2 separate regions of the Homo sapiens genome follow, and region 1 is linked to region 2. Evidence: chromatin loops called from intact Hi-C (ENCODE). Cell type or tissue: Calu3. All regions are shown on one strand. Links, peaks and the distances in the headings refer to the core of each region. The heading gives the core; the rest is flanking DNA. Region 1 has its middle 240 kb from the start of BCL2. Region 2 has its middle 78 kb from the start of PHLPP1.

Evidence for each region. Peaks named below come from ENCODE experiments on the same cell type or tissue, not always from the same donor. Only the 100,000 strongest peaks of a DNase experiment are listed, where the experiment ranks them.
Region 1: it touches region 2 in a loop (3-fold over the local background); 2 of 110 quality-filtered maps call a loop at or near these places.

Annotation. Positions count from the first base shown.
Region 1 is chr18:63,066,934-63,083,312 of GRCh38, reverse strand. No RefSeq gene overlaps it. Among named protein-coding and RNA genes, the nearest start is that of BCL2, 240 kb to the left of the region's middle. RefSeq lists an enhancer at 9,535-9,584. In Calu3, for the core only: no CTCF peak of the experiment used is centred there; DNase peaks (open chromatin) are centred at 8,022 and 9,622.
Region 2 is chr18:62,629,398-62,645,776 of GRCh38, reverse strand. No RefSeq gene overlaps it. Among named protein-coding and RNA genes, the nearest start is that of PHLPP1, 78 kb to the left of the region's middle. In Calu3, for the core only: a CTCF peak has its summit at 7,206 (motif pointing left); DNase peaks (open chromatin) are centred at 7,186 and 10,646.

The sequences.
Region 1 (16,379 bases), core at 4,309-12,308, 440 kb before region 2:
TATACGATAGTTTCTGGCCTGGAACCAAGAAAATGGCACAGCCTCTAAAAGTTCATTTGTTACACAGCTGGCCTGACAGTTAATTAATGGGCTTTATTAGGCTGGAGGTCGGGAGGCCTCCCTAAGCCAAGTTTAGGACCCAGTTAGGTATCAAGGGTCTGGAGCCCCAGACGAAGCTGAAACATCATGCTGTTAACTCCCCAAACTCTTGGCAACGCACAGCTTTCCTTTTAGAAGGTAATGGTTTCATGTCTCCTGTGAACAAGTCCTGTTAAAGATCAAAGCAATCTTTCGTAATCTCATTTTGATGAGTTAAAGGGAAATGAACCAGAAACATGAAAATTAAATGTCCCTTAAAACTCCTTTTGGGATGTAAATACTAAGAAGAATGCCCCCCTACCCCCGCCAAACCCTATATGGGATTTTATCAGACCCCACCCACGTAGGGGAAACAGAGCAAGGCTTCTGACAAATTGAGACGCATCTGGGTTTGCCTCTACCTAATTGGTCTGTATCATGATCCTGAAAAGGGTCTTGTCATGGAAAGGGCACCCGTGCTGTCCTGGCAGGTGGGGGTGAGGGCAAGGACTGTGCTGTGCTGCTTCCATCCACAGGGCATCATCTCTTCAAAGGGACCAATTGTAACCATCAAAAATGTAGGCTGCTACTTCAGCTTTAAAACACTCACTACATAAATGATGTCTCACGGGGCTCCAGGCTTATAAGTAAAAATGATTTTGTTTATGTGTTAATTTCTCACTAAAAACACAGCTCTCTCAAAGGAGTTTCTATAGCACATATGCCATCAAAGACAAATGCTCATTCAATCTGTCTCTTAAATGTGCAATGACTATCTCTGCATGTAAGAACGTAGAGGGTTTCATCTGTTTTTATTGAAGTGAAATTCACTTAACATAAAATTGTTGGGCACGGTGGCTCACATCTGTAATCCCAGCACTTTGGGAGGCTGAGGCGTGTGGATCACTTGAGGTCAGGAGTTTGAGACCAGCCTGACCAACATGGTAAAATGCTGCCTCTATTAAAAATACAAAATTAGCTGGTTATGGTGGCACATGTTTGTAATCCTAGCTAGTTGGCAGGCTGAGGCAGGAGAATCACTTGAACCAGGGAGGTGGAGGTTGTAGTGAGCTGAGATTGTGCCATTGCACTCCAGCCTGGACAATAAGAACAAAACTCTGTCTCAAAAAACAACAACAACAACAACAACAATAAACATAAAACTAACTATTCTAAAGTGAACAATTCCGTGACATTTTATATGTTCACAATATTGTGCAACCACCGCCTCTGCCTATTTGCAAATCATTTCCATCACCTTAAAAAATAGCCCCGTACCTATCAAGCAGTTGTTCCTCAATCTTTCCTCTCCCCAGCCCCTGGCAACTACTAACCTGCTCTCTGTCTCCATGGATTCACCTCTTCTGGACATATCATATAAATGGAATCCCAGCCAGGCGTGGTGGCTCATGCCTGTAATCCCAGCACTTTGGGAGGCTGAGGTGGGCAGATGACCTGAGGTCAGGAGTTTGAGACCAGCCTGGCCAACATGGTGAAACCCCATCTCCACTAAAAATACAAAAATTAGCCAGGCATGGTGGCACACCCCTGTAATCACAGCTACTCAGGAGGCTGAGGAAGGAGAATCGCTTGAACCTGGGAGGTGGAGGTTGCACTGAGCCGAGATCGTGCCACTGCACACCAGCCTGGGTGACAGAGCAAGACTCTGTCTTAAAATAAATAAATAAATAAATAAATAAATGGAATCCTATAGTATGTGACCTTTGTGCATGGCTTCCTTCACTTAGCATTATGTTTTTGAGGTTTATCCGTATTGTAACATGAATCAGTACTTCATTCCTTTTTATAGCTTAATAATATTCTGTTATATGTCTATGCCACAATTTGTTTATCCATTCATCTATTGATGGACATCTGGGCTGTTTCTGCCTTTTGGCTATTGTGAATAGTGCAGCTATAAACATGTGGGTACATGGATTTGTTTGGTCACCAGTTTTCAATTCTTTTTTTTTTTTTAAGAAATGGGATCTTGCTATGTTGCCCAGGCTGGAGTGCAGGGGCTATTCACAGGAGCAATCATCATTGCCTACTCAGCCTCAAACTCCTGGCTTAAGTGATCCTCCTGCCCCAGTCTTCTGCACAACTGGGACTACAAGCACAGGCTACACGCTCCTGGCTGTTTTCAATTCCTTTGGATATATACCTAGGAGTGGAATTGCTAGAGGGCCATTTGATGATAGAAAGAGCTATAGCTATACTCTGCATGCCTGTTTTTCCCCAACACCATAACACACACATAGGAAGTTAAATAACAATCCCCACAGCTGTGAACCCATTACCAGTTTCATTGAGTAGACATTGAAACTGCTGCCTGGCATTTCAATGTCCTCAGGTCATGGAGGGGATAAGCAAGAAGGGAGGCCCCAGTGATTTCTGGAGAGACTGGCACTATCAAGGGCGCTGGGAGAGCTACACAGTGGGAGCCGGAGCAGTATTCATGGATGCCCAGGGGTACCCCTTAGGATGTCTGTACTGCCTGCTTCATGGTCAAGGTTAACAAAGCACTACACATCAACCCCACATGGGCAGCATCACCAAGGACTCAAACTCCTCAGGACTGAAAACGTAGGTCTCTTTCTCAAGCAAAGAATTTCAACCAACTGAGATGCTGGAAAAAGACAAGGAAAGTTTGGAATAGAATGGACAGTTGGCCAATCAGTCTTATTCCTGCTACCAGCTGCAGCAGAGCAGACTGATATCTTCAGCAGTATTTCTCTGCATGCTGCTTATGTGTAAGAATTTCCTCCCTTTTCTAGTATAAATAGAAGTTACAATTTTTTCAAATGAAAAATCTGACTTCTGAGTGGATCACGTACAGAAACCTTCCTCTTTTCTTCAAACATGGATAAATATATTCATTTATTCACTGATGAACAAATATTTATTATTTGATAAATATGGTTCACTGTGCTGAGGGAATGACAGGGAACAAAACAGGCAAAGTCCTTGCCCTCATAGACACTGCCTTCTGGAAGAGGGAGGGAGACAGAACACAGTAAGTTGATCATATATCAGGTAATGATAAGAGCTAAGCAGAACAATGAAAGAGATTGAGGAGACAGAGCTTTAAGAGAGGGTGGTCAGGCGGGGATGTGCACTCATTTGTCTGAGAAACAGCATGGAACCTGTAAGACTGAGTAGAGTGTGTAACAGGGAGGGTGGTAGGAAATGCGATTAGAGAAGTAGTGATGGCCTGTCTCATGCAGGGCCTGTGGCTGTAGTAAGAATTCCATAAAACTAGTAAAACCTGGATGCCAAAACCAAACAAGGGGAAGATAAGAAAGGAAAATCACAAGCCAATCTCAATCACAGACATTATCAAAGTCTTAACATAATATTAGCAAACGAAATCCAGAGATCTATTTTTAAAAAATCATTTAGGATTTATCCCTAGAATGCAAGGATGGTTCAGGATGAAAAGATAATCAAATGATATTTACCACTTTAAAAGATTAAGAAAGAAGATCATATGATTGTTTCAATAGTTACAGATAAAGCATTTGATAAATTCAACACTAACTCATGATTTAAAAAAAAAAAACAACATAGTAAACTAGGATTAGAAGTGAATAAACTTCCTTAACCTGAGAAAGTATGTACAAAAAACATCCTTACAGAAGAATTGTTGGAAGCATGCCCTATAAAATCAAGAACGGGACAAAGATGTTCACTCTCAGTACTTCCATTCAACATTTTCCTGGAGGCTAGTAAGACAAGAGAAGACATAAAGATTGATGCACTGAATGGATGTGTCTGTGTCTGTATCAGCTTGGCATCATCACCACTTCCTCCTACAGTCTTCTCTGAATTGTGTAAGGTAGAAGCCTGAAACTGCATTTCCCAGCATCCCCTTCTCTGTATTACTCTGTGTTAAAGTTTGCAGTCCCATGAAATCTGATTGGTAGGGGAAGAGTTGAGGCTATCAGTCTCCAAATAAGGATGTAACCAGGTGTTGGGGCAGACCTGATATGCCCAGTGAATACTTGAGAACCACCTGCTTCATTGCTGCATGCTTAGACAGCTGATGGACGCTTCTCAAAGATTCTTAGGATTGCAGCTGTTTCCTGTTAAGAACCACCAATTTGGTGCATTGCAGTAATCTAATTGTACATCCAGTTTGGCATACAATAAGGACAAAAAGAATAGAACAAAATTTTTAAATATTGGTTTTGTTCTTGTGAAACTATTATATGTATTTTGTAGAATGAAACAAATATGTAATTATGCTAATGTCATTAGAAACCAGATTTTCAATGTGAGAGAAAAAGAGATCCAAATACAAACCAAAGAATAAAACCCTGTGATCTTAAATTTAAAATGGAAATTTGAGTATCCTATGATGATTTTTCTCTTTAAAAATTAATTTTTTAGGAAACATAAATGAAAAAATACCTAGAAGTGAAGTCACCTGGAAATAGAATGATCAACCCAGTATCACGGAGTACCCTTAAATATCCATCAGGGAAATGCAAATCAAACCACAACGAAATATCATTTCACAGCCACTAAGATGATTATAGTAAAAAAGACAAATATAGCAAGCATTGGTGAGGATGTTGAAAAATTAGAACCCTCTTACACTGACATGGTACAGTCATTCGGAAACAGTCTTCAGTTCCTCAAAAGCTTAAACATAAAGTTACCAAATGACCTAGCAATTCTACTCCTCATATATACTCACGCCAAATGAATCACATGTCCACAAAAACTTGCACACAAATGTTCATAGCAGCATTATTTATAATAGCCCAAACTGGAAACTACCCAAGTATGCATCAACTGATAACTGAGTAAGTAAAGTTGATTGTGATGATAGGTTGTACAACTGTATTAGTCCGTTTTCACACTGCTGATAAAGACATACCTGAGATGGGGTAACTTATTTAAAAAAAGAGGTTTAATTGACTCAAAATTCAACATAGCTGGGGGGACCTCACAATCATGGCGGAAGGTAAGGAGGAGCAAAGCCATATCTTACATGGTGGCAGGCAAACAGAATGAAAGCCAAGCGAAAAGATGGTTATAAACCATCTGATCTCATGAAACTTATTCACTACCACAAGAACAGTATGGGGAAAACTGCCCCTATGATTCAGTTATCTCCTACTGGGTCCCTCCCACAATACGTGAGAATTATGGGAGCTACAATTCAAGATGAGATATGAGTAGGGACAGCCAAACCATATCAACAACTCTGTGAATATATTAGAAGCCATTGAGTTATACACTTTAAATGGATGAGTTGTATAGGGTGTGAAATATATCTCAATGAAGCTGTTAAAAATAATACAGTATTTTAAAACTGATTATTAATGAAAGCACAGAAAAATACCAAGACTTAGGGTACAGCAATAGTTAAGGGAAATATTTATAGCACTACAAATATTTTTAGAACCATAAGAAAGATGAAATAAATGAACTCATGTCAATTCAAGAAGATAGAAAAAGAACAACGAGTTTAGGCAAAAAAAATGTGATGGAAAGAAATATTAAAGATAAAAACAAAAAAATAAGAAAAGGAAACAAAAGTAAAATAGAAATGACAGAATGAGTCTTAGAAAAGAAAAATAATGCTAATAAAATAAATCCCCATTAAGGCTGATAAATAAAGAAAAATGAACAAATAAACATTAGGAATAGAAAATATAATGTAACCACATATGCAGCAGAAACAAAATCATAAGGGAATCTGTGGCACAATTTTATGTCTATTCTGAAATTGGCTGAATTTTAAAATAGAAAAACTGAATAAAACAATTAGCATTAAAGAAATTGATTTGACAATCAAATATACCTGCCCTCAAGCCACCTCCCCAAAAAGACACTAGTCTTAGCTGATTTCAGCAGTGAATTTCATCAAACCTTTAAGGAAAAGGTCATTGCTATCTTATATAAGCTTCCCAGACAACAGAAAAGGACAGTAGGCCACTGAGTTTAGATAGTGTAGAATTAACACCAAAATGAAACAAGGACAGTACAAGAGACAGAAACTATAGGTTATCTCACTTATAATGTAGATTAAAATTCCTGAATAAATATTAGCAAATGGAATCCAACCAGAGTATTTTTTTTTTAACGATCACAACTAATTTTGATGTTTCCCAGGAAGGTAAGAATGTCAGAAATATCCATCAGGAGAACTTTACAACATTTATAGATCAAAAAGAAATAAAATGACACATTTTATTCTATAAATTCAACACCTTCTCTTATCTAAAAGAAAAACTCTTAGGAAGCTAGAAATGGAAGAGAACTTCCTTAATTTGATGAAGGGTTTTTATCAAAAACCTAAAGCAATCATATCACATCTTTCTGGATTATCCCTATTAAAACCAAGAAAAGGCAAGCAGGGCAGCCATCACCACCCCAGTCAACTTTACACAGAAAATACTAGCGAATGCAGTAAGCAACAAATAAATAAAATGCATAAGGTTTGGAAAGGAAGTGAAAATTTATTATTTTTAGGCATAGAAAATGCATAGATGGGTGGCGCACGGAGACTTATGACTGTAATCCCAGCATTTTGAGAGGGCGAGGCAGGTGGATCACCTGAGGTCGGGAGTTTGAGACCAGCCTGACCAACATGGTGAAACCCCATCTCTACTAAAAATACAAAAAAATTAGCCAGGTGTGGTGGCACGTGTCTGTAACCCCAGCTACTCAGGAGGCTGAGGCAGGAGAATCACTTGAACTGGGAGGCAGAGGTTGCAGTGAGCCAAGATCGAACCATTGCACTCCAGCCTGAGCAACAAGAGCAAAACTCTGTCTCAAAAAAATAAATAAATAAAATAAAATAAGAAAGAAAGAACAAAGAAAATGCATAGATATCAACAGAAAATCTTTTAGAACTAAAAAAGGATTCAGCAAGGCTACTGATTACAAGATCAACATGCAAAATTCAATAACTTTTGAATGTGAACAATAACAAATGGGAAAAAATTGGAAAAAAAAAAAGCCAGCTCACAATAGCAGCAAAACTATAAAGGACCTAAAGAATATACATTACGTACCATTTTTAAGAGCTTTATGGGAAAAAATTATAGTTTTATTAAAGGATATAAAAGAAGATCTGAATAATGGGTAAGAGGTCTCAAAAGCATAAACATGTCAATTCTGCCCAAATTATCTATAAATTTAAGTAAATTCCAAATAAAATCTCAGCAGAACTTTTCTGTTCATTTGTAACGTGATTCTAAAATTCATATGGAAAAGTGAATTATCATTGCCAAGATAATTTCGAAAAATAAGAACAATGGGTGGGCAGGAGCAGTTGGCCTGCGGATTCTGAAACATTCTAGACAGTCACAGAAATTAAAATATAGTTGTCTGAGCAGAGGAAGAGGCAGCGGACAGAATAGAGAGCCTGGTGCAAATCCATGTTCATGCAGGATTCACATGTAGGGGCTACGTGGGATGTGGAATATGATAGCGGTGGCACTAGAGATCAGCAGGGAAAGATGAGCTTGTGCCATCATTGATGATGGAAGCATTGGCTTTTCATATAAAAGACTCCTACACTAATTATACAAAAATTAATTCCAGAAGAATTAAAGACCTCAGCACGAAAAATCGCAACTAAACACTACTGAGACGTGAGACCTCAACCACATCTTGAATGCAAAATTTCATCGAATGTGAATATCATAATTCTATGTATGGAAAATTTTTAAATAAGACAAAGCATAACTGTATGTTGTTCATGAAGATATTTTTTAGTTTAGTTTCTTTTATTTTTATTTTTTTATTTTTAAGTTTGAAGAATATCTTTATGGCCCAAAGTGAATCTGCCAAGCTTTTTAGGCCACCTTGCGTGCATTTTAGTTGTTTCCCCAAGGGAGAATCTGAATCGGTGCCTTCCCTGACTCTTTCCCAGCCAAAATGCGGGCACGTGACCAGGCCTGCCAATCAGACACGGGGGCCTCGGGCCGCGGGAGGGAGCTGGCTGGCTGCGCGTCTCCGGGAGCCGCTGTCATTTCAGTGGCGCATTCTGGGCAAAGGCGGTGTGGTCCCGGGGTGGGCAGCAGATTCCGGAAAGGGTCAGTTGGTTCTGGGAGTGTCCCTTTCATTGTCTCAGGCCTCTTTTCCCATCTGTCCCAAACGTTGTGTGAACTCCCTTCTGTCTCTCCTAAGTTCTTTTCTGCTTAAACTGGTCAGACCGGATTCTACTGCTTACAAATGACAACTGTAACTGACACGCAACCCTGCAGAACAGAAAACATCTTTATAACAAAACATACCCCATCAACGTTAGAGAGGAAAAAACAGGCCTCGAGAAGGTATTTGCAGGATCTATAACAAAGGAATTAATAAAGATATATACTGTATTTATCTTATCAGAGAATTTATCTTTAATGGAGAAAACTCGGATAAATAAAGAACAGAAGCACGCCCATAGGAAAGTGGAGGGAAGGAGAACAGGAAGTCCTCAGAAGCAGAAATCCAAAGGTCTTTATTATATATATTTGTTCTTATTTTTACAATTTACATAAGTAAAATTATGGCATTCATATTCCATACATTCCTTCACACAAGATAAGCGTACGTGAGACCTCAACCACATCTTCAGTGCAAAACTTCATGGAATGTGAATATCATAATTCTACTTATGTAAACATTTTAAATAAGAAAAAGTATAACTGTATGTTGTTTATGAAGTTTTTTTTTTTTTTTTTTTTTTTTTTTTTTTTTTTGAGACGGAGTCTCGCTCTGTCGCCCAGGCTGGAATGCAGTGGCGCGATCTCCGCTCACTGCAAGCTCCGCCTCCCGGGTTCACGCCATTCTCCTGCCTCAGCCTCCCGAGTAGCTGGGACTACAGGCGCCCGCCACCACGCCCGGCTAATTTTTTGTATTTTTAGTAGAGACGGGGTTTCACCATGTTAGCCAGGATGGTCTCGATCTCCTGACCTCGTGATCCGCCCACCTCGGCCTCCCAAAGTGCTGGGATTACAGGTGTGAGCCACCGCGCCCGGCCCCTGAAGATGTTTTTAAACTATTTTTTAAAGTTTGAAGCTGGAAGCACGCACTGCTAAATATGATAGTGCTGCCTTTCCAGCGTAGAGGGCTCAGCAGCCAAGCATCACAATCAAAAGGCTTCCGAGATTTAGTTGTATTTATTTCTGGGGGGGTGGAGAGATAAAGTATTTACAGTTATTAATGGTTTAATATGGATTCTTTCACTCCATTTCCTACACTTACAGAAGAATTACATGAGAGGAAATAATGGTATATTCTATGTGTAAAAATGACAGAGGGAAACTTCATCATAGAGTCCGGAAAAATAAGCTTTTGAAAAAACAAGTACATTTCTGTGGCTTTATTCTCAACTCAATTTTTAATTATGCATGCAATTTACTCCCATGAAATAAAGATAAAAGATCATAATGAGTCATTTATAATAATTTTACGTCTTAAATAAAGTAATGGAGCTTTTCCTTCTAACATGCCATGTTCTTCACAATGATCCTGTACCTCTGTGTAGCCATGACACCAAGCCTCCAAGATCACAACTGTGACACGCACCTGTCATTCACAGGCCAAGCCACAGGATGCCACTGTTGCATTTTTGCTATAATAGACTTTTACTTAAGGTGAATGAAGAAAGAAAAAAAGGAAACTCTATTTTTAATAAACAGACACATGGCAACCATTTAAGATTCAAGATACAACAAACCTTACCTTAGTTATTAGTTATGGCTAATTATTAAAATCCCTTTAAATTGGACTTTGAACATCACATATTGAAGTTGAGATTTCTATGCCAGCCATGTGCAATTGCTACATTTATAGACTCATGACATCTCTTAATATATTACTGACGGCCGGGCGCGGTGGCTCACGCCTGTAATCCCAGCACTTTGGGAGGCCGAGGCGGGTGGATCACGAGGTCAGGAGATCGAGACCATCCTGGCTAACAAGGTGAAACCCCGTCTCTACTAAAAATACAAAAAATTAGCCGGGTGCGGTGGCGGGCGCCTGTAGTCCCAGCTACTCGGGAGGCTGAGGCAGGAGAATGGCGTGAACCCAGGAAGCGGAGCTTGCAGTGAGCCGAGATTGCGCCATTGCAGTCCGCAGTCCGGCCTGGGCAACAGAGCGAGACTCCGTCTCAAAAAAAAAAAAAAAAAAAAAAAAAAAAAAAAATATATATATATATATATATATATATATATTACTGACTTAAAATAACATATTCACTAGTATTTAAGCCTCTCTAAAATTGTTTGTTAATGAGTCAATGTATTTTTGAAATCGAAGTGTTGGGTAAATCAAAGTATCGTTTTCCTTTTACTTACCCAAAGATACTTATTTGCATTCTGATTGAACCACAACTGATAGTTATACTTGGCACTCTCCAATTTCTTTTTTTGTTTGTTTGTTTGTTTTTGTGATGGAGTTTCACTCTTGTTGCCCAGGCTGGAGTGCAATGGCGCTATCTCGGCTCACTGCAACCTCCGCCTCCTGGGTTCAAGCGATTCTCCTGGCTCAGCTTCCGAAGTAACTGGGATTACAGGTGCCCGCCACCACGCCTGGCTAATTTTTTTTTGTATTTTTAGAAGAGATGGGGTTTCACCAGTTGGCCAGGCTCGTCTCGAACCTCTAACCTCAAGTGATCCGCCTGCCTTGGTCTCCCAAAGTGCTGGGATTACAGGCGGCACTTTCCAGTTTCTTTCTGACCCTGTCCCATACTTTCTAGCAAGTAAGTAAAGGTTTACAAATTAACAATTACAGGTCCCCAAAAAGCTTCTATTTAAAGGAGAACATTACTTTTGTCCTGTGAGTAAATAAAATGTATAGGAAGATGTTCCCAAAATATAAAATATTTCTATTAAAAAGTGACCATATTTATGAATGCCTGGTCTATGTATACAGGAAATAAATAAATTGTAGTCTCTCAAAGAGACTGCAGCCTAATTAAGCACATCCCTTTCCTCTGCCAACTCAGTCAGTTTCTGTCTTCTGTGGATTTTCATAGCTCTTTGAATATGTGTTTAGTTATAACCTGCAGAAATTGTTCATTTGTTTATTCATTTCCCTATTCAACAAATACTAGGTGCAGAGAGCAAGACCAACATGACCTGTCCTAGGAGGTTACGGTCTAATAAATGCATTGCAATTACTGCTTACTCATCTTTCTCTTCTACAGGACTGTGAGCTATTCAGTATCCCCAGAATGCCGGGCAGAGCAGACTGCAAAGAAATATTGCTTTGGTGAATGATGTGCCGGGATGAGGTGGAGGCAGGAAGGCCAGAAATGAGCACAGTCATCCAGCCAAACGGTGCTGGGAGCTCAGGACGGAGTGGCAGAGTGGTGTTGGGAAAGAAGGGACATTTAAACAAGATGGAAGAGCAAGAGGACTTGATGCTCCTGCAAGCAGTCCAGGAAAGGTTAGATTGTGTGTTTATTTTCCTCACTAAACCCACAAGATTTATATGTTGAAATTCTAACCCCTAAGGCAATAGGAAGTGGGGCCTTTTGCAGGTGATTATGTCAGATGGAATTAGTGCCCTTATAAAAGACACCCTAGAGAGCTGCCTTGCTCCTTCAACCACAGGAGGACACAGCAAGAAAGTGCCATCTATGAACCAGAAAGTGGGTTCTCACTAGACACCCAGTCTGCCTGGATCTTGAACCTGCCAGCCTCCAGAACCATGAGAAATAAATTTCTATTGTTTATAAGCCACCCAGTCTATTTTGTTATAACAGCCGGAACAGACTGACACCTTGGCACTGGCAATCTTTCTATGTTATAGAATTAACCCAGTGCCAGCCTCATTATTGTGAAATAAGCTGGCCTATTCTGCAGTAGATAGTAATCCAGCAATAAAAGGCAAGCAGCTGAAAAATCAACATGGAGCATTCCTCGGCCCATTCCCTTTGGTGCACTTAGCAAGGACATGAGCAGACGCTGTCAGTTTGAGTCACAAGGCATGTGTCCTGGCTCTTCACGTGCCCCCGAGCACAGGTCTTAGAGTTTGGGGCAACTCTTCGGGGGTCAGTGTGACTCACAGGCATGGAGCATGAGCAAAGTGGTGGGCTGAGTGGTTGGAAGGTAATAAATTCTTAAACTTAACTAAAATAACCCAAGTCTTAATTCAGGATATTGGTTGCCTAAGCAACAGAGAGGTTAAAGCAGCAATAAATTATGGCTAGTCTTATCAAAATAGAGCTCCTACAGGTTTACAACAGGGCCCTGGCACCCTGGTTGTTGGCTGTCAAACACAATTGAGTATGGAGAAATGATCAAGTCTGTATCAAAGGAAAACAGAAAACCACGACCCAGGTACAAGATCCAGAAACACTGAGGTCCTAATCTCAGACAGTTTGGAAAGCAGAAGACCTGCCTCTGAATCTCCGCCCTGGCCTTCACTCACAGTGCGGCCTCACTGGGCTGCCCACCTTATCTCTGTGAACCTCAGACTGTCCTCTCTAAAGAGAGATGTTGTAAGGCTCCCACGAACTCACATTCATGGAAACACTCAAAAAACAGCGAGATGCTTTGCAAAAAAAGGTACTGCTGTCTTTAAAAGATGAAAAACAATGTTAGTTGAGTAAGAGTAACAATAAAGCTATCATATTTTAATAAGAAATACCTATCAGCCAGCAGTTCAGATGAGTGAAATTATCTGAACAAAGAAACCATGTCTATAACAACTTTTAAAAATCATTTTTTGTTAACACTCATACTTGACCTTCAGAGACACTGGAGTTCTGGCTAAGTTAAACATTTTTGCAAGGTCCTATGTGAAGACTTACAGTGGTATAGTCATCCTTCTTAGTCTTATACCAATGTCTGATTAATTTTCCTAGCACACCACACCGCCTCTGTCCAAATGTCTGTCACTCATTCAGTGCCTTGCTTACCCTGTGTTATTTTGTACATTCTCTCTCTTTCAATCTCTCTCTCTCTCTCTCTCTCTGCCTCTGTCTCTCTGTCTCTCTCTCTCTGCCTTTGGTCCCACATAGGAGTTTCCCTCTCCAGCCAGACTGATTTTTCTGCCCCATATGCAATCCTCATTGTCCTTTTCTCCTTGAAGACCCAGGTCAGAGCATCAGCCACCCAGTGATGTCTACCCCATGTATGCTACGCTCACCAAAGGGAGTGTTGTGCTCTTGTTACCTTGCTCTTCATGTTACCTTGCTCTTTGTGTTACCTTGCCCTTTGTGCCTTCAAGTAGACTTCAAGGTTTCTGAGAAAGGACCAGGAGGGGCCTCGCTTACTGCTCTTCAGTCCACGCTACCTGGGACTCAACCTTGTGTAGGTGGGCAGGAGTTGTCTGAAGATAGGGAGGAGGGCAAGAAGACATAAATGACTGTGAGCTCTTATACCTGGGAGAGGCCCCACAGAGCTTCACACAGTGCTGCTCCCCAAACAGTCCTAGAAGAAGAGGCCACTTTCTTTCATCTGGAGGAACTTAGGAACATACAAGTATAGGGTATTTACCAAGTGTGGAGTGAGCACTGGGCTGCCAGTGGGGATCCTAAGTCGGATGAAGAAGGAAGCTGATGTGGCTGCCTTCTCTTCCCTTCTGCAATCCTGACGGACATGGAGGACAGAGACAGGTGTGGAGAAGACCCACACCTACAGGTGTAAGCTCCATTGAAAGGGAGACATGGCACAGAGGAATATATGCCATCCGAATGACATATTCAGTCAGCTGAATATATGAAGAGACATATATTTGAATGACTGATTTCATTCTTCCTCCCATCCCAATGCAATGAGAATTCAAAGAACAACACATATAACCTCTATGTTCCACCAGCAAGTCCACACACAGCACACGCCACATGTGGAGGGGTTTTAGACAGAAGGAAATGTGACTTCTTGTCCTTCCTGCATTTTGCCTTCGTGAATTATGCATTCATCTCTGCCTCCCAGGACACCATTGATAGAAGTCAAATCCATATTAATAATCCTCAAGGCTGAATATTCTCATTTGCCAACGTTTTATTTTTATACAGGTAGAATAAAAACAGTAAAATGCACAGATCTTAAGTGTTTAGTCTAATGAGTTTTGACAATTATATGCCATGTAACCACCACTTCAATCAAAACATAGAACATTTCCATCATTCTGGGAAATTTCCTTCTGCTCCCTCTCAGGTGATCCCACTCTCACCCCGCAGAGCAATCTCTCTGATTTACATCACCACGGTGAAGTTTTGCCTATTTTTGCATTTCATATAAAAGGAATCATATAATTTGCATTCTTTTGGTTCTGGCCTTTTGAGTTCAGCATAATGTTCATCCACATTGTTGCATGAATCAGTAGTTTTTTTTATTATTACTGAGCAGAATTCCATTGTATGAATGTGTCACAATTTACCTAATCTCCTATTGATAAACATTAGGGTTATCTCCAATTTTGTCTATTATGAAAAGAGCTGTTGTTGTGGTCATGTACAAATCCTTATGTGTACATGTGTTTTCAGTTATCTTGGGTAAATATGTAGTGTATTAGTTTGTTTTCATGCTGCTAATAAAGACATACCTGAGACTGGGTAATTTATAAAGGAAAGAGGTTTAATTGACTCACAGTTCAGCATGGCTAGAGAGGTCTCAGGAAACTTACAATCATGGGAGAAGGGGAAGCAAACACGTTCTTCTTCACATGATGGCAGCAAGGAGAAGTGCCAAGCAAAAGGGGGGAAGCCCCTTATAAAACCATCGATCTCGTGAGAACTCATTCACTATCACGAGAACAGCATTAGGGTAACAGCCTCCATGATTAAATTACCTCCCACCAGGTCCCTCCCCCGACACGTGGGGATTATGGGAATTACAATCCAAGGTGAGATTTGGGTGGGGACACAGCCAAACCATATCACATAGGAATGGAATATCTGCATCATAAGATTAAACATATGTTTAACTTTATATAAAACTGTCAACTACAGTAGTCCCCCAAAACTGTTGTATCATTTCACATTCCCACCAGCAATAAATGAGAATTCCAGTTGCTCTGGATTCTTCCCAAAATTTGGTGTTGTCAGTTTGGTAGGGGGAGGGTTGTTTTGTCCTGTTGTGCTCCTTGCTTTAAGTTCTTCTAGTAGGTATGACGTGGTGACTCACTGTGGTTTCGACTTGCATGATGATTGATGGTAAGAGATGCTGAGCACCTTTTCATGTCTTATTGTCATTAATATATCTTCTTTTAAGAAGCATCTGTTCAAGTCTTTTGCTCATTTTTTAAAGTTTTAAAAATTGTTTTATTTTTTATTTGAGACAGAGTCTCACTCTGTCACCCAGGCTGAAGTGCTGTGGTGCAATCATAGCTCACTGCAGCCTCAAACTCCTGGGGTGAAGCTATCCTCCCACCTTTGCCTCCCAGGTATCTGGGACAACAGGCACACGCCACCATGCCTGGCTAATTTTTTAATTTTTACTTTGTAGAGACAGGATCTCAACATATTGTCCAAGCTGGTGTCAAACTCCTGGACTCAAGCAAATCCTCCTGCCTCAGCTTTTGCCCATTTTAAAATGGGACTGTTCATCTCTTTATTGTTGATTTGTAAAAGTCCTATGTATTCTGGAGTAAAGTCTTCTGTCAAATATATATGCCGCAAATGTTTTTCCCAATCTGTCCAGGCTTATCTGTTGATTTTCTTACCAGTATCTTTTGATAAGCAGAAAACCTTAATTTTAATAAAGTCTAAGTTATCTATTTTTTACTTGATGGTTAACAGTTTTGGGATTCTGTTCAAGAAATCATTGTCCACCACAGGATCATGAAGATAAAGGCCTATATTTTTTCCAGAAGCTTATGGTTCTGGATCTTACATTTAAATCTATAATTCAGCTCAAATTAATTTTTATGCATGGAATGATGTGGAAGTTGAAGATCACTTTTTCCCATATGAATATCCAATTTTTTCAACAAAATTTGTTAAAAAGACTTTCCTTTCCCTGTTGGGCTGCCTTGGCATCTTGGTAAGACATCAACGGGCTATATATGGATGGGTCTATTTCTAGAGTTACTAACCTTTTATTTTTAAGCAACACATTCACCTGGAGAGTGGGTCCTCAAGACTCCTCAACTTCAGTCTTGTCTTTAAAGGGACTGATAGAGAACCCTTGATTTTTTAGAGAATAAAGCCTATATGTATTAAATTATAGTACTTAGTACATAGTACAAGGAGCAATATTTTCAGGCACCATACATAAACAATATGGAAGCCCCACAAACAACATGAATGACACATTGGTTTCATTTTCTTGAATTAAAATTCACTCTAACTTTAAGCTCTCATACCTCCATGCTGATAGGAAAATCAGTCTAAG
Region 2 (16,379 bases), core at 4,186-12,185:
CCCAGCTAATTTTTTGTATTTAGTAGAGACGGGGTTTCACCATGTTAGGCTGGTCTCGAACTCCTGACCTCAGGTGATCCACCCACCTCAGCCTCCCACAGTGCTGGGATTACAGTTGTGCACCACTGCTCCTGGTCCTCTCTCTCTCTCTCTCTCTCTCTCTCTCTCTCTATATATATATATATATATATATATATATATATATATGTATTTTTTTTTTTTTTTAGAGACAGGGTCTCTGTATCTTGTCACCCAGGTTGGAGTACAGTGGTGCAATCATAGCTCACTGCAGCCTTGAAGTGTGGGTTCAAGTAATGCTCCTGCTTCAGCCTCCCGAGTAGCTGGGACTGCAGATGCTCACTACCACATCCTGCTAATTTATGTTTATTTTTTGTAGAGAAGGAGTGGCACTACTGTTGCGCAGGCTGGTCTTGAACTCCTGGCCTCAAGTGATCCTCTTTGCCTCCGCCTCCCCATAGACCACTCTAGAGAACATTGTACTCAGATGGAACTTGAACCATCCAGAATAAATCAGGCCTGGGAAAGAGAGAAGAGAGGCAGCAGAGAGAACTGTCTGAGAAGAGTATGTTGGCAGCCCAGCTGCCAAAAAGCAGTCCAGATGGTCCCAACTTAACTGAAAATGGAAATTTTCCCTGACCCTTTCATGGGCCTTGTGACAAGGATGCCTCATTTACTCAGCCTGCAGCTTTCAACCCCTCGTGGGAAGAGGAGCACACAGGTGAGTGGGTGCAGGAGCTGGAGTTAATGCTTTCAGGCGCTGGCAGGTGCAAAACTCCATGCAGGCCCCACGGCAGCATCTTGCAGGGGGTGGTACCCATGACCCTTGAAGCCCCAGAGGGCATGTATTACAGGCAGCGCTTTGAGCTTGGCTGTCCACAGACGGCTTAAGTGTTTAACAGCTCAGTGGACCCTCTGCCTTTTCACGAGGGCAGAGGGTCACTGTGACAGCTTTCTGTACCCCAAGCTGTTGTCTGGTGTCCAGGAAAAATCAGGTCATACGAATGAATTGAAGGATAGTAAACATGGGGGATTTTATTGCCAGTGGAAGTGGTTCTTAGCAGGAAGGGGAGCTGGAAAGAGGATGGAGTGGGAAGGTAATCTTCCCCTGAAGTCTGGCCATTTGTGTTTGTGGCTAGACTCTTTGAAATTCCACCGTCAAGCCATCCCTCTGAAGTCAAACTGCTTCTCTCCAACATTCATCAGCTTCTTCTCTTCTCTCCTTCCCTGCTTCTCTGCCCTCTGCCAGTGGAGCCTGGGGTTTTTATGGGTACAGGATGGGGGGCGGGCCAGGGGTGGTTTTGGAAGAGGCAACATTGGAGCAGGAAATTGGGGATGTAAAGTTCTCACTTTGGGCCATGGTTCCAGGTTTGAAGGTGGGGCTCTCACCAGGGACCCCACCCTTTTCTGCCTAGAATTTCTCTGCCTCCTGTCTCTATCATTACCATGGCTTGAGTTAGGATTTTTTGACTTTACAATGGGTTTGTTGGGATAGTAAATGCATTTTCAACTTACGATATTTTTGACTAAGGCTGAGTTTATCTGGATATAGCCCTATGGCTAAGTCAGGGAGCATCTGCGTTAAATGGGTGAGGCTGATTGTTGGGAACCCACACCCTGTATCAGGTGAGCATGCATTTTACTAGACTTGGCCACTTCTTACATGTGGAAGATGTGAGAAAGTCTACATCACCCAGTGACTTTCATTCTCCAATTTTGTTTTTTTTGAGATGGGGTCTCACTTTTTCACCCAGGTTGCAGTGCCGTGGTGCAATCTCGGCTCACTTCAACCTTTGCGTCCGAGGCCCAAGCAATCCTTCCATCTCAGCCTCCTGAGTAGTTGGGACTACAGGTACCCACCATCATGGCCAGCTAATTTGTTATATTTTTGGTACAGACTGGGTTTCTCCATGTTGCCCAGGCTGGTCTCGAACTCCTGAGCTAGGAGATTTACCTGCCTCAGCCTCCCAAAATGGCGGGATTACAGGTGTGAGCCACCATGCCAGCCCCAAACTTACTTTTCTGTAAAATAGTTTGGGACTGAACACAGAGATTCTTAATCACCTTGTTTCTTTCAGATGTGGGGACTCAGTGGAATGTACCCATCCAGGCAAGCAGTGGTTTTGCCTGTACCTGGTGCCTGATCCCTAGTCGGGAGCAGTGTCCCTGCTTTCCCTAAGGGAGGACCCGTTCCAAAACCTTTCATTTGCACAGCCGTCAGTTACAACCTTCTATGAAATTGTTCTCAGGACTTAAGTCTTGTAAAACAGCCCAAACTCCCTTAAATTCTTTCTTGAAAGGGCCTGTATTATGTGAGGAAGTGCTAACCCCACCCTTGGGCCTGGTTCCTGCTGGGCAGTTTAGAAAGAAAGCTGAACAGTGAGCTTTCCCGGGCCATTATTCAGCTCTGAAAGGTAATCAAAGGGAATACCTTTCCTTCTATTATCCTATTGCTGAGTTTTACGGAGTTTTATGGAGGACTGCCTCTGAATACAGACGTGTTCAAAGAAGCCAAGAACCTAATATAAACAAGAATTTCCAAACAGTGCTTGTTCAGATGATCTTATTCAGATGGCTTAGCACTGCCAGGTTCCTAAAGGTCAAGGAGCCGTCACCACTGGGGCCTCCAGAGGACTGAATTCACCTCCACAACTGAATCTCCTGCCTGCCAGATGCCCAAATAGGCCATGGGGGCAGGTCACTTGCTTTACATTTCATATAAATGGGATCATACGGTGTGTACTCTTTTGCATGTGGCTTTTTTGCTCAAGCTCATTTTATGAGAATTCATCATATTGTTGCATGAAGCTATAGTTGTTCATTTCAATTGCTGTATGGTTTTCCATTATAGAAATAGACCACTATTTATTTATTCCTTCTACTCACATGATATTTGGGCTATTTCCAGTTTGGAGCATCTATTGGTTTCCTAGTGTTGTTGTAACAAAGGAGCATACATTTAGTGGCTTAAAATAACACACATTTGTTATCTTATAGTTCTAGAGGTCAGAAGTCCAAAATGGGTCTGCAGGACTATTTTACTTTTGGAGGCTTTAGAAGGGAATCCAATTCCTTGCCTTTTGAAGCTTCTAGAGGCCACATATATTCCTTGGTTCATGGTCCCTTTTTCCATCTTCAAAGCCAAGAACATAGTATTGATAGATGCAGGAGGAAAATAAGGGGGAAGGTACCCAGAGAACCTCCCACTGGCCTGCGCACTGGGAGGATGAGGTGCAGCCTTGGGAAGTTTGTGCCATTTGCAGCGGGGAGGAGCCTAGCCTCTCCTGTTCCTGTGTGGTAACCTGGGATTCATTCTGTGAGATGGGGGTCTGTTAACAGGAACCCTTCTCACTTTGCTGAGTTTTTTTCCTTTTCACCCAATAAATTCCACTCCTTACCCTTTTATATGTCCGCGAGCCTAATCTCTCCTGGTCCTGTGACCAGGACTTGGCTTTTTCTACAACAACATTTTTTTCTCCTCTCTCAACTCTGCTTCCATCCTTATTTCTTCTAACATTGACCATCTTGTGTCCCTCTTAACAGCATCCTTGTGATTACATTGGGCCCACCTGAATTATCCAGAATAATCTTCCCACCTTAACTTTATCACATCTGCGAAGTCCCTTTTGCCATGTAAGGTAACATGTTTACAATTTCCAAGGATTAGGCTGTGGTTATCTTTGGGAGGCCATTCTTCAGCCCGCTACAGAGCCTTATGAATAAACTTGCTCTTGACATTCATCTATATGTCCTAGGATGTACACATTCTGCATTTCCTTTGGATGTACACCTAAGAATGGAACTGCTGAGTTAGGGTATGCATATGTTCCGCTGGTAGATCCTTGCAAAAACAGTTTTCCAAAGTGGTGCGAAGTTACATTCCTACCAACAGCATATGAGTTCCAGTTGATCTGCATCATCTCCAACACTTAACCACTGCGATTATATAGAAGTGTCTCATTGTGGTTTAAACTTGCACATCTTTGATGACTACTGAAGTTGAATAGCTTTTCATATATTTATTGACCATTTGGATGCCCTCTATTGTGAAGTATCTGGTTTTTTTTTTTTTTTTTTTTTTTTTTTGTCTTTTGCCTATTTTCCTAATGGGTGGTCTTTTCCTTATTGATTTGTAGGAGTTCTTTATGTATTCTGGGTCTAAGCCCTTTGTCATGTATTTGTGCTATAAATACCTTCTCCTACTTTGTGGTCTGTCATTTTACTCCTTTAATGGTATCCTTTGATGCAAAAATGTTTCTAATTTTAATGCAGTCCAGTGTCTACAAGGAAATCTCAAGAAAAAATTTTTAAAATATTTTTAACTGAATGAAAATGAAAACACAATTTATCGAAATTTATGGAGTGAAGCCAAAGCAGTGCTTGGAGGGAAATTTATGCCGTGAAATACTTACATTAGAAAAGAAAGGTCTCAAGTTGCTAATGTAGGCTTCCATCTTAGAAACTAGAAAAGAAGAGTAAATAAATCCTAAAGCACGCAAAATGATAAAACAATTATAAAGAACAAAAATCAATGAAATTGGAAACAGAATATAATTGAGAAAATCAATAAGACCAAAAGTTGGTTCTTTGAAAAGATCAATAAAACTGAACACCTTGATATCAAGATTTTCCTGGCTTCATAAAACATGTTGAGAAGTATTCCCTCTTTATTTATTCTTTAAAAGAGTTTCTTTAAATGTTGGTAGAATTTAAATAGCCAGGGGTGGTGGCAGGCACCTGTAATCCCAGATACTCCAGAGGCTGAGGTAGGAGAATCGCTTGAATCTGGGAGGCAGGGGTTGCAGTGAGCCAGGATCGCACCACTGCACTCCAGCCTGAGTAACAGAGTGAGACTCTGTCTCAAAAAAAAAAAAAAAAAAGTTGGTAGAATTTACCAGTGAAGCCATCTCGTTTTGTGTTTTTTTGTCATACCATTTTAAATTCATTGCTTTAATTGCTTTATTATAATTTTTTAGTTCTTTTGTTAGTTTTTGCATGTCTTGGTTTTTAATTTGTTCATTACAATTTTCAAATTATGGGCATAAAGTTTCCCATGATATCTTTTTTTTTTTAAATGTAGGTTTGATTGTGATGTCCTTCTTTTGAATTTCGTGTATTGTTTGTGTCTTCTCTATGTTAATTGGTCTTGTCTTTTATTGATCTTCAAGGTGCCAACTTTTGGTATTGTTGGTTGATTGTAGATTTATTTTCTTTTTTACTAATTTCTGCTTTTTTTTTTCTTTTTAGAATTAGATTGGATTTTTTTATTATTTTCTAAATTATTTCGATAGATTCTTTTTTAAATTTTTAATTTTTTATTTCAATAGGTTTTTGGGGAACAGGTGGTCTTTGGTTACATGAATAAGTTCTTTAGTGGTGATTTCTGAGATTTTGGTGCACTCATCATTCAAGCAGTGAACGCTGTGCCCCATGTGTAGTCTTTCATCCCTCACCACCCCCCACCCTTTCCCCTGAGGCCCCAAAATCCAATGTATTACTCTTATGTCTTTGCGTCCTCACAGCTTAGTTCCCACATATGAGTGAGAACATATGATGTTTGGTTTTCCATTCCTGAGTTATTTCACTTAGAATAATAGTCTCCAATTCCAACCAGGTTGCTGAAAACGCCATTATTTTGTTCCTTTTTATGGCTGAGTAGTATTCCATGGTGTGTGTGTGTGTGTGTGTGTATATATATATATATATATATATATATATATATATATATATATATATATATATACCACATATTCTTTATCCACTTGTTGATTGATGGGCATTTGGGCTGGTTCTATATTTTTGCAATTGCAAACTCTGTTGCTATAAACATGTATGTGCTATAAACATAGATTCTTAGACCATTGGTTTTCACTTTTTTTCTTTTCGAATATGTGCATTTTAAAGCTATAAGTTTTCTTCTAAGCTTGGCTTTAAATAAATCCCACAAATTGTGAAATGCAGAAATTTAATTGTGGCTTAATTCAAAATATTTTCTAATTTCCATTGTAATTTCTCCTTTGACTTATGGGTATTATAAGCATATTGATTAATTTCCCAACATATGGAGATTTTTCTCCTTAACTTTTTGTTACCTATTTTTAGTTTTAACTGCAGTTGGAGAAAATACTCTAATCTTGGTATTGCAAATTCTCAGTACCTTGGTAGCTCTCCAATGTCCTAAAAAATGTTTTTATATTTATCTCAGCTTTCTAGTTGTTTTCAGAAACAAGTTTGATACAGAGTAACCTATCAGTTATTGCCAGAAACATAACTACCACCAGTGATAATTTAATTAATTGTGACACCATCACAATCTGTAGATCACCAGTACCCCATTTTCCATTAGTTAAAAAACAAACAAACAAACAAACAAACAAAAAACAACAAAAAAAAACCAGTCATCATTGCATCCATGGCCAGAGAGTTAAGCAACTCAACCTCAGCATTCTATCTCATTTTCTCCAAAGCCCATGTTCTATTACTAACATGCTGTTTATTACATTTATTACTGCTTCCAAGGTCCCCTCTGACAGATTCCACATTTTCTGTCTAAACTTATTTATAGGGCCGGGTGTGGTAGCTCATGCCTGTAATCTCAGCACTTTGGGAGTCTGAGGTGGGTGGATCACCTAAAGTCAGGAGTCCGAGATCAGCCTGGCCAACATGGTGAAACCCTGTCTTTACTAAAAATACAAAAATTAGTCAGGCTTGGTGGTGTGCACCTGTAGTCCCAACTACTTGGGAGGCTGAGGCAGGAGAATCGCTTGAACCCAGGAGGCGGAGGTTGAAGTGAGCTGAGATCGTGCCACTGCACTCCAGCCTGGGTGACAGAGTGAGACTCTGTCTCTAAATAAACAAACAAACAAACAAACAAACTGATTTACCTTCTGTCTTAACTTGGTCCTCTCACCATACTTTTTCAATAGTCTTCTCCCTCTTGTTTACAAACAGCAAATGCATGTCATATTTCTCTGCTCATGTTATTCTCAGCCTCTTCTCACTTCTCTTTGGAATATCTACTCTTTGGTTATTTTCGTTTAACGTATAAGAAAAGAAGGGAAAAAAAGATGAAATGTATGTCACTAAAATTGCCTCAAACACCAGTAGTGGCACGAGTCACAGTTTTAGAAACTCTGAGCTGGTGTGAGAAGCAGGGCTTCTGCCCCCTGGTGGGGAAAGGAGGATGCCCCAGGACCCACGGTGACTTATGGGGGATGTTGTCCACGAACTGACATGTCTGTTGGGGAATCCATCACAGGACCTGCATAACAATTTACATTTTGAGTTTTCCATTCCCCAAATGGCACATGATTCTAGAAACACTTGTTTTACTTAGGTAGGATTTTATAGATACATACATGTGCTACAAATAAATATTGCTTCCAAAGCTGCTCTGAAACCTTAGCCAGCTTCTAAGATGGGCACTGCTCTTGACTGGAGATAGAAATAACTGTAACGTTCATATGAACAGGATTCACAGTATTACTCATATTTGAGTGGTTCCTGGAAAGAGGGCAGTAATGACCGGATTCCCCAGGGCAAAACAGAAACAAAAAGCCCTCTTTTGATGAGAATGGGTTTGGTCAAATGTTTTTGGTGCCATGGGTTTGTTATTTCTTTCTGAAACTTATTTGAAGAGTAACGCCAACTGTCCCAGGCAGACTAAAAGTGACCCTAATTGTCAAGTTCTCAAGAAAAGGCAGTTCCACTGAGTCCCTGTGTCTCCCTTTCCAAGACTCAACCCCTCTGCCACAGCCTAAGGCTACTTCCTCTCCTTTCCTTAGTGGAGATGAACACTAGCTGGTCACTAACTGCCAAATATCTACCCCTTGCTACTGGATTCCACGACAGTGAACCTGCTCTTCAGCTTTCTCCCTACAATAATCTCCTTTGCTTTAACCTTTCCTCATGGGCCCTAAGTTTGTCTCATCCCTAATCACAGCTAAAAAAGATGGAACTGAATACAGCATGGAGTTTAACAGTGGGACAAAGAAAGGAACCATTTCACCCTAGATTTGTGTGTTCTGCTGAAACACAGGGCTGGTTTCATGTCTTCCTAAGTATTTCATTACAATGAAGAAAACACAGTTCTTGTTGGATGAGATGCCTGTTGAGGTGTTGCAAACATGATGATGTCATGTCCAGGGGAGGAAAATGAATATCCCAGGGTTTGAAACCAACTCCCTAGGCAGATGAAGCCAGCAGAGCAAGAACCTTGCCAGCACAACCAGTGGTAAACACACGAAGGTAAATATGGATATGGCCTTTGCTTCAATGGGATTCCAAGTCCTGGGAATGCCAAGAAGCATATATGTCTTTGGGGCCGCCAAATACCTACAGCGTTGTCTTATACATCACAAGCAGTAAATACACTTACCCACAGACACGGAGAGGGAGTTTCCTTAGCCTCTTTCCTTTATGTGAATTTGAAGCTGCCTGATCAGAGTACAGATGTGGCAATTTACTCAAGTTCTGCCCTTGGTTTTCCACTTCTGTTAGGGTCTTTGAGGGATTCCAACAGACAACATTCCCTTCACTGCCTGATTTATGAACCAATTAAGAAACAAAGTGGCCAGGTGCGGTGGCTCATGCCTGTAATCCCAGCACTTTGGGAGGCTGAGGCAGGTGGATCACAAGGTCAGGAGTTCGAGACCCAGCCTGGCCAAGATGGTGAACCCCGTCTCTACTAAAGATACAAAAAATTAGCCTGGCGTGGTGGTGTGCACCTGTAATCCCAGCTACTGGGGAGGCTGAGGCAGGAAAATCGCTTGAACCCAGGAGGCAGAGGTGGCAGTGAGCTGAGATTCTGCCATTGCACTCCAGCCTGGGTGACAGGGTGAGACTCTGTCTCAAAAAAAAGAGAAAAAAAGCAAGTGTGGGCACAATGGCTCATGCCTGTAATCCCAGCACTTTGGGAGGCTGAGGTGGGAGGGTTGCTTGAAGCCAGGAGTTTGAGACCAGCCTGGGTAATATAGCGAGACGCCCATCTCAACAAAAAATAAAAAGTTAGCCAAGCGTGGTGGTGCATGCCTGTAGTCCCAGCTACTCAAGAGGCTGAGGCAGGAGGATTGCTTGAGCTTGGGAGGTTAAGGCCTCAGTGAGCTGTGATCGTGCCACTGCATTCAGGCTGGGTGATAGAGTGAGACCCTGTCTCAAAAAAGAAAAGAAAGAGGCTGGGGGTGGTGGCTCATGCCTGTAATTCCAGCACTTTGGGAGGCCGAGGTGGGTGGATCATGAGGTTAAGAGTTCAAGACCAGCCTGGCCAAGATGGTGAAACGCCATCTCTAATAAAAATACGAAAATTAGCCAGATGTGGTGGCGGGCACCTGTAATCCCAGCTACTAGGGAGGCTGAGGCAGAGAATTGCTTGAACCTGGGAGGCAGAGGTTGCAGTGAGCTGAGATCGTGTCACTGCACTCCAGCCTGGGGGACAGAGCGATACTCCGTCTCAAAAAAAAAAAAAAAAAAAAGAAAAGAAAGAAAGAAACAAAGTGAGAGAGATGACAAGTGGAGGCTATAATACCACTTTCTTATGCTGACATTGAAAAGATAGCTTATATCTGTGAGCAAATAAACCTCCCAATACTGAACCCCCCTCACAGCAGCCTGGACTATGGCAGCCTCCCACCCTGGACCTGCCCCGCTCCAGCCCACCCCTGACTCCTGCCCTCTGATGGCAGGGTAGCTGTCAAGGAGGAAACCAGAGAGAGGCTGAGCCAACCACACCAGTTTATTCTCTCTAAAGTTCCTATCAGCTAAATCACTCCATCTTCTCTGAGCAGAGGTAGAGAGAGAGCCAGATGTCACATAAACAGAGCCACTTCCTCCTGAAACAACTATTCATTGTGGGAAATAAGTTACTTCCAAATCCTACCTACCCTGATGCCTTACCTCCCTTAGGGACTGTGGTCTTGAGTCCCTCACCATTGCACACCCAAGCATCTTGGCAGAGATAACCTTTCATAGAGATGATAAAGTGTGTGTGCATGAGCAGGCATATATGTGTGCATGTATGTGAGGATGAACAAATCTACATATATGTATACATATATATCTGAGTTTGCATGTGTATGTGTGTGTGAATGTGTGTATAGGTTTGCCTATGGTGCAAGTGTGGTGTGCGTTATGAGTTTGCATATGAGCTTGTGAGTGTGTAAGTGTACATGAGTGTGTGCAAGGGCACAGGTGTAGGCATGCGGGTGTGGGTGTTCATGTGTGCCTAAATGTTCATGTACATAGCTGTGCCTATAGTATAAGTAGGTGTGTGTGTAAATATCAAGCTTTGGAACCAGGCTTTCAGGTTTCATATTTGGGCAGATTCATTCCAAGAAACATTCCTTGAGTATCTATGATGACCAATGACTGTGGCAACCATAAGGAGGAGTATTACGTTTCTCTGGATGCAAAAGGCTTATAAGCAAGTAGAAGAGACAGACACATAAGCAACCCTATGCAACACAAGACAAAAGATGTTAAATGCCATTGTTATAACACAAGAAGAAGAATTGTTCTGACTTGCTGAATGTTTGAGGTCAGCTTGAGAGGAGATAGGAGGTGACAGGAGGGCCGTTCAGGCACAGGAATAACATGAGCTCAGGACCCAGGTAGAAATATAGGGCATGTTTAAGCAATGAGTCATTCGTTGTGCCAGGCACATAAATTAACATGAGAGTTACAACATCAGATCAGATCAAGGATAACATCTGGCCATTCCTCACTATATTTCACAGGGCACACGCTGATGAAGGAGGGGGATGGCCAATTAGTGGGGAACTCGGACTCTTGTACTAAGAAGTGTGAACTTCCTTTCTTAAGGTAAAGGGAAGCCATTGTGTTAGAGTGGAGCCGGGGAAGGCAAGGGTGGGATAAGAATTTCAGGGTTAAGAAGCTACTGCATTGGTCTACATGAGTGATAATGAGGGGGTCAAAGGGGTGACATAGTTTACAGATACACTCAGTGGATTTTTATTAGGCTGAAGGGAGGTTTTCCAAATCTGGTGACTGGTCATTTAATGGTGTCACTAACAGGGCTAAGGAGGAAGTGGATGATGGGCTAAAGAAGTTGAACTGCAATTTGAACTACTGTGTCTCCCCTGATAATCACTCAGTGCTATGCTTCGTGCACCCAACCCCCACACAGATGTGGACTTTTGGGAAATGCGTCCTCTTGCTGACTAGGCATCAAAGAATGAGTATTTCCTTTGTCACCATTGCCTCATCTTCCAGAGAAAACTCTTCACTTCTGGAGGAAGCCAATTTCTCTTTCATCTGGAACCTTTTATCTCTAATAACATTATCTCTATAGTTTTAACTCAAGAAAGGTCTCGGTTTGAGTCTTCAGTTGGAGCCCTGAGGAAGCAGGTTCCAAGAACAAAGGAGAGATTGCTCTTTCTCTGGTCTTCTCTGCTCAAACAATAGCAAGCTACCTTCTGGACACTACAGTGGGCATGTCCAGTGGTGCATCACCTGACAGAGAGATGCAGGGACTCAAAACAGGTACATTTATTGTGTCAAGGTACATTTGTGAGTACAAGGAAGAGTCACGTCCAGGAGAGGACAGGCTGAAGAGGAGCTTCAACCAATAGATGGGGCTCTGCTGGGGCCACTAGGATGTCAGCAGGGAAGCCTCGGAGCGCCACAGCAGCGTAGAAGGCCTCGGGCTGCAGAATTCAGCAGGACTAGGGGCTAAATGTGTGATGAAGTTGGAAAGGCGAACACAACAGCAATTGAAGTGGATTCCAAGAATAAAAAATGATTCGCCAGAAATACGCCAGGACACAGGCAGCTAAAGCCAACAAAGGGGTGGATTCCCAAGATGGGGACCTGAGAATCCAAAGGGATCGAAAAATCAAACATAGCCAGGCACGGTGGCTCATGCCTATAATTCCCACACTTTGGGAGGCCAAGGAGAATAGATCACTTGTGCTCAGGAGTTCGAGGCCAGCCTGGGCAGCATGGCAAGACCACATCTCTACAAAACACAACAATTAGCCAGGCGTGGTGATGTATACCTGTAGTCACAGGTACTCGGGAGGCTACGGTGGGAGGATCACTTGAGCCTGGGAGGTTGAGGCTGCAGTGAGCCATGATTACGCTACTGCACTGGAGCCTGGGTGACAGAGTGAGACTTTGCCACAAAAATAATAATAATAAAACAGAAAAACCAAACATCAAATAATGCAAAGACACATGGGCTTGGGGCAATTCGTGGCTTTACGGGGTGAGGTGCAATGTCAGAAAGAGGCGCAGGCACTGGGGTTCTTTAGTCTGGAGAAGAGGTGGTAGCTGTTACCTAAATCATAAGCTCCTGGAAGGCAGAGAATACAGATCTGATGTCTTGATTAGTAGGTAATAAATGGATATTGGTTGAATGATTGCTTACTTAAGTAAGCCCTTCAAGGGGAGATTCTCTTAATTGCTGCCTCATACCTCAGAATGGCTTTGATTTTCTCATTTCTCTTTTTTGCCCTGGCAGCTGTTATTGCCTCAGCAAGCTAAAGCTGTTGCTATTTCAGCATCATTGCTAAGAAGGGCATTGAAGCATCTTTATGTCAGGCTGAGCTCACTCATCCAGATTAATTCCCTAGATGTCCAGCATAATTTCTGGTAAAGTCACCTTTTGGTCTGAACAAAAAGCAGATAACTCACTTTATCTGTGAGTTTTTTATCTTGTTGACAAACCAAAATTCTTATCCATTTCAATTTCTGTGGCAATTTAAGAAATTGCTAGCAGAAGAAATGTGGACTTTGGAAGGACACATTAAGCCTGCACTTTGCTCCTCGCTATCATGTGAATGCCTCAGTGTCCTGGCCATTTCTGATTCGGTTCTGGGAGGATTACAGAAACATCATGATTACTGTGCTCTCTAAGCCTCTCACTGGTTTTAAGGAGGGGGCTGATTTCCACTTTTATTTATAGAAACTTCGAGAATGATCTCCAAAGCTCAAGAGTTCAAGAAGCTATGGAGAATCTTAGTGATTGAGAGGACATTTGGGTTCATCTAAACCAGGGGTCCCCAACCCGCAGGCCATAGTCCAGTACTGGTCTGCGGCTTGTAAGAAATGGGGCCACACAGGAGTGAGTGGTAGGTGAGTGAGCACGACCACCTGAGCTCCGCCTCCTGTCAGATCAGCAGTGGCATTAGATTCTCATAGGAGCGTGAACCCTATTGTGAACTGTGCATACGAAGGATCTAGATTGCATGCTCCTTATGAGGACCTAATGCCTGATGATCTGAGGTGGATCAGTTTCATCTGGAATCCATCAACCCCAACCAACACGTCCGTGGAAAAATTATCTTCCACAAAACCAGTCCCTGGTGCCAAAAGGGTTGGGGACTGCTGATCTGAACCCCTTCTGTGTCAGAGTGTGGCTTGCCTAAGGTTCTTTGACTAAGTGGCATGTTGGTGCTTTGAACTGAGCAACTGAGAATCTACTATGTCATGCCTTCTCATCGACGGAAGTACTTGCAGTGGATCCAGATATTTAAAATGAATGCAAAAAAGGGGGATTAAAAATGCAGTAAAAATGCAGTGAAAACAAAAAAATGTAAAAATAAGGAAAAGTCCTTTTTTTATTTTTCTTTTTTGAGACAGGGTCTTGCTCTGTCACCCAGGCTGAAGTGGACTGGCACAATCACAGCTCACTGTAGCCTCAACCTCCTAGGCTCAAGCAATCCTGCCACCTCAGCCTCCTGAGGAGCTGGGACTACAGGCTCACACCAACATGTCCAGCTAATTTTTTATTTTTTCAAGACCAGCCTGGGCAACATAGCAAGACCCCATGTTGCCCAAGCTGATCTTGAACTCCTGAGTTCAAGCAATCTGTCTGCCTCGGCTTCCCAAAGTGCTGGGCTTACAGGTGTGAGCCACCACGCCAGGCGTGAAAAAAAGTCTTAAACAACAACAAGAAAATAATGCATATAGTATTTGCTCTCTAGACCAGGTAATCATTCTGCTAAACATGCTGCTGTGTCCAAAAGACAAAGCCTTCTCAAACTGTCGAAACGTGTTTCTCAAAAGGTTCATTATATTCTTTCTTCTCTGCAAAAATGACAAGCAGTTACCATCTTTTTCTGAGCAAATATTGACAACCCCTAGCACCCAACACTATGAAAATTCAGGTATATTAAGTTTAACCCATCATCTGTCTCAGTTTTTGTCCCCTAAAACAAAGGAAAATTATAGGCACAGTGCTAACAATGGAAATGTGAGTTTTTTCCTCCTTTGGTCTTTTTGTTGCTAGGGTGTAAGCCCATGTGTGTTGTAAAACTCTCTCCCATCTGGCTGGTTCTTGAAACTTCTCTGGGTCGCAGTTCTTACAGTTGAGCAATTAATTCTAACACTTGGGAACGGCTGAAATGAAGGAGATTTCAGAGAGAATAGCTCATGACCTTATGCCTTTGTGTGTTTTACTGAGAACTGACCTCCTGCGTTACTGGGAAAGAAAAATCTATTAAAATCTCTTGGGTGAATACTTCAGCAGGCTGATTTCATTTTGAAGTGAATCATTTGGTGCATTTTAGAAGGCATGATAAATGATGTCATCTCAAATATTAATATAAACCCTGGATAACATGCTTTTTACTCAGATTCAGAGTTTTATTACGATATTGTAAGAATTCCATTAGGCCACACCTACACCGTTTGAAGTCTGGTGAGATGCAAGGGTGGAGGAACAACACTACTTGATACTGTCAAATCCCCAGAACTAGAAAGTATCTATGAATTAACCTGACAACAATAAAACCACACAAAGTTACGGGAGAAAAATTCTAATAAAGGGTATAAAAGAACAACTAAGTAAACAGATATATACATATCATGTCTAATGGATGGGCAAACTTAGCACCAAGTAGATGTTAATGCTCCCTAAATTAATGTCTAAGTCAATGCCATTTTAATCAAAATCTCATGATAATCCGTAAATTGGAAAAATTAATTCTAAAATGTATAAAGAAAAGTCCACAAATAGTCAAGGGAATTCTGAGAAACAAAAGCAAAGGACTAGCTCTATTAGACAGTAACCCGCATTACAAAGCATAAACATATGGCAAGGTTATGCCCTGATGGGCAGAACAGGAAGTTTAGAAACAGAATCATGTGGCCAGACGCGGTGGCTCATGCCTGTAATCCCAGCACTTTGGGAGGCCGAGGCAGGTAGATCACTTGAGGTCAGGAGTTTGAGACCAGCTTGGTCAACATGGCAAAACCCCATGTCTACCAAAAACACAAAAATTAGCTGGGCATGGTGGCGGGTGCCTGTAATCCCAGCTACTCGGGAGGCTGAGGCAGGAGAATGGCTTGAACCTGGGAGGTGGAGGTTGCAGTGAGCCAAGATCGTGCCACTGCACTCCTGGGTGACAGAGTGAAACTGTGTTTCAAAAAAAAAAAAAAAAAAAACCACCACCCCATCACCAAAAAGAAGAAACAGAATCACTCTGCAGAAAAACAAATAGATTTAAATAAAATTCAAAATTTAAATTTATTTTATTTATTTAGAGACAGAGTCTTGCTCTGTCACCCAAGCTGGAGTGCAGTGGCATGACCTCGGCTCACTGCAACCTCCATCTCCCAGGTTTAAGCGATTCTCTTTCCTCAGCCTCCTAAGTAGCTGAGATTACAGGTGCCTGCCACCACATCCGGCTAATTTTTATATTTTTAGTTGAGCCAGGTTTCACCATGTTGGCCAGGCTGCTCTCAAACTCCTGACCTCAGGTGATCCACCCGCCTTGGCCTCCCAAAGTGCTGGGATTACAGGCATGACCCACTGTGCCTGGCTGAAATTTATTTTAACAATATATGATAATGTATAATTATATTGATACATAACACATATATTAATATTTACTGTTTATAAAGATTTAAATGATTTCAATGAATTAAAAATCACAATATAAAGAAAAAAGAAATGCCAAATAGTTTTAAGACTATAAAACTACTAATAAGAAATCTAGAACTATCTTTTTTTTTTTTTTTTTTTTTTAAAGGCAGAGTCTTGCTGTGTTGCCCAGGGTGGAATGCAGTGGTGTGATCATAGCTCACTGCAGCCTTGACCTCCTGGGCTCCAGTAATCCTTCTGCCACAGCCTCCCCAGTAGCTGGGACTACAGGCATGAGCCATCATGCCCAGTTAATTGCTTTTTTTAGAGACAGGGCCTCATTACGATGCCCAGAGTGGTCTTGAACTCCTGATGTCAAGCGATTCTCCCACCTCAGCCTCCCAAAGTGTTGGGATTACGGGCATGAGCCACTGCACCCGGCTAGAAGAAACATCTTTATAAGCTTAGAGTGGCACAGTAGATTGAGAAAAGTAACAACTGCACTGGCAGCTTCTCCCAGCAGGAGGTGGGGGCTTTTATT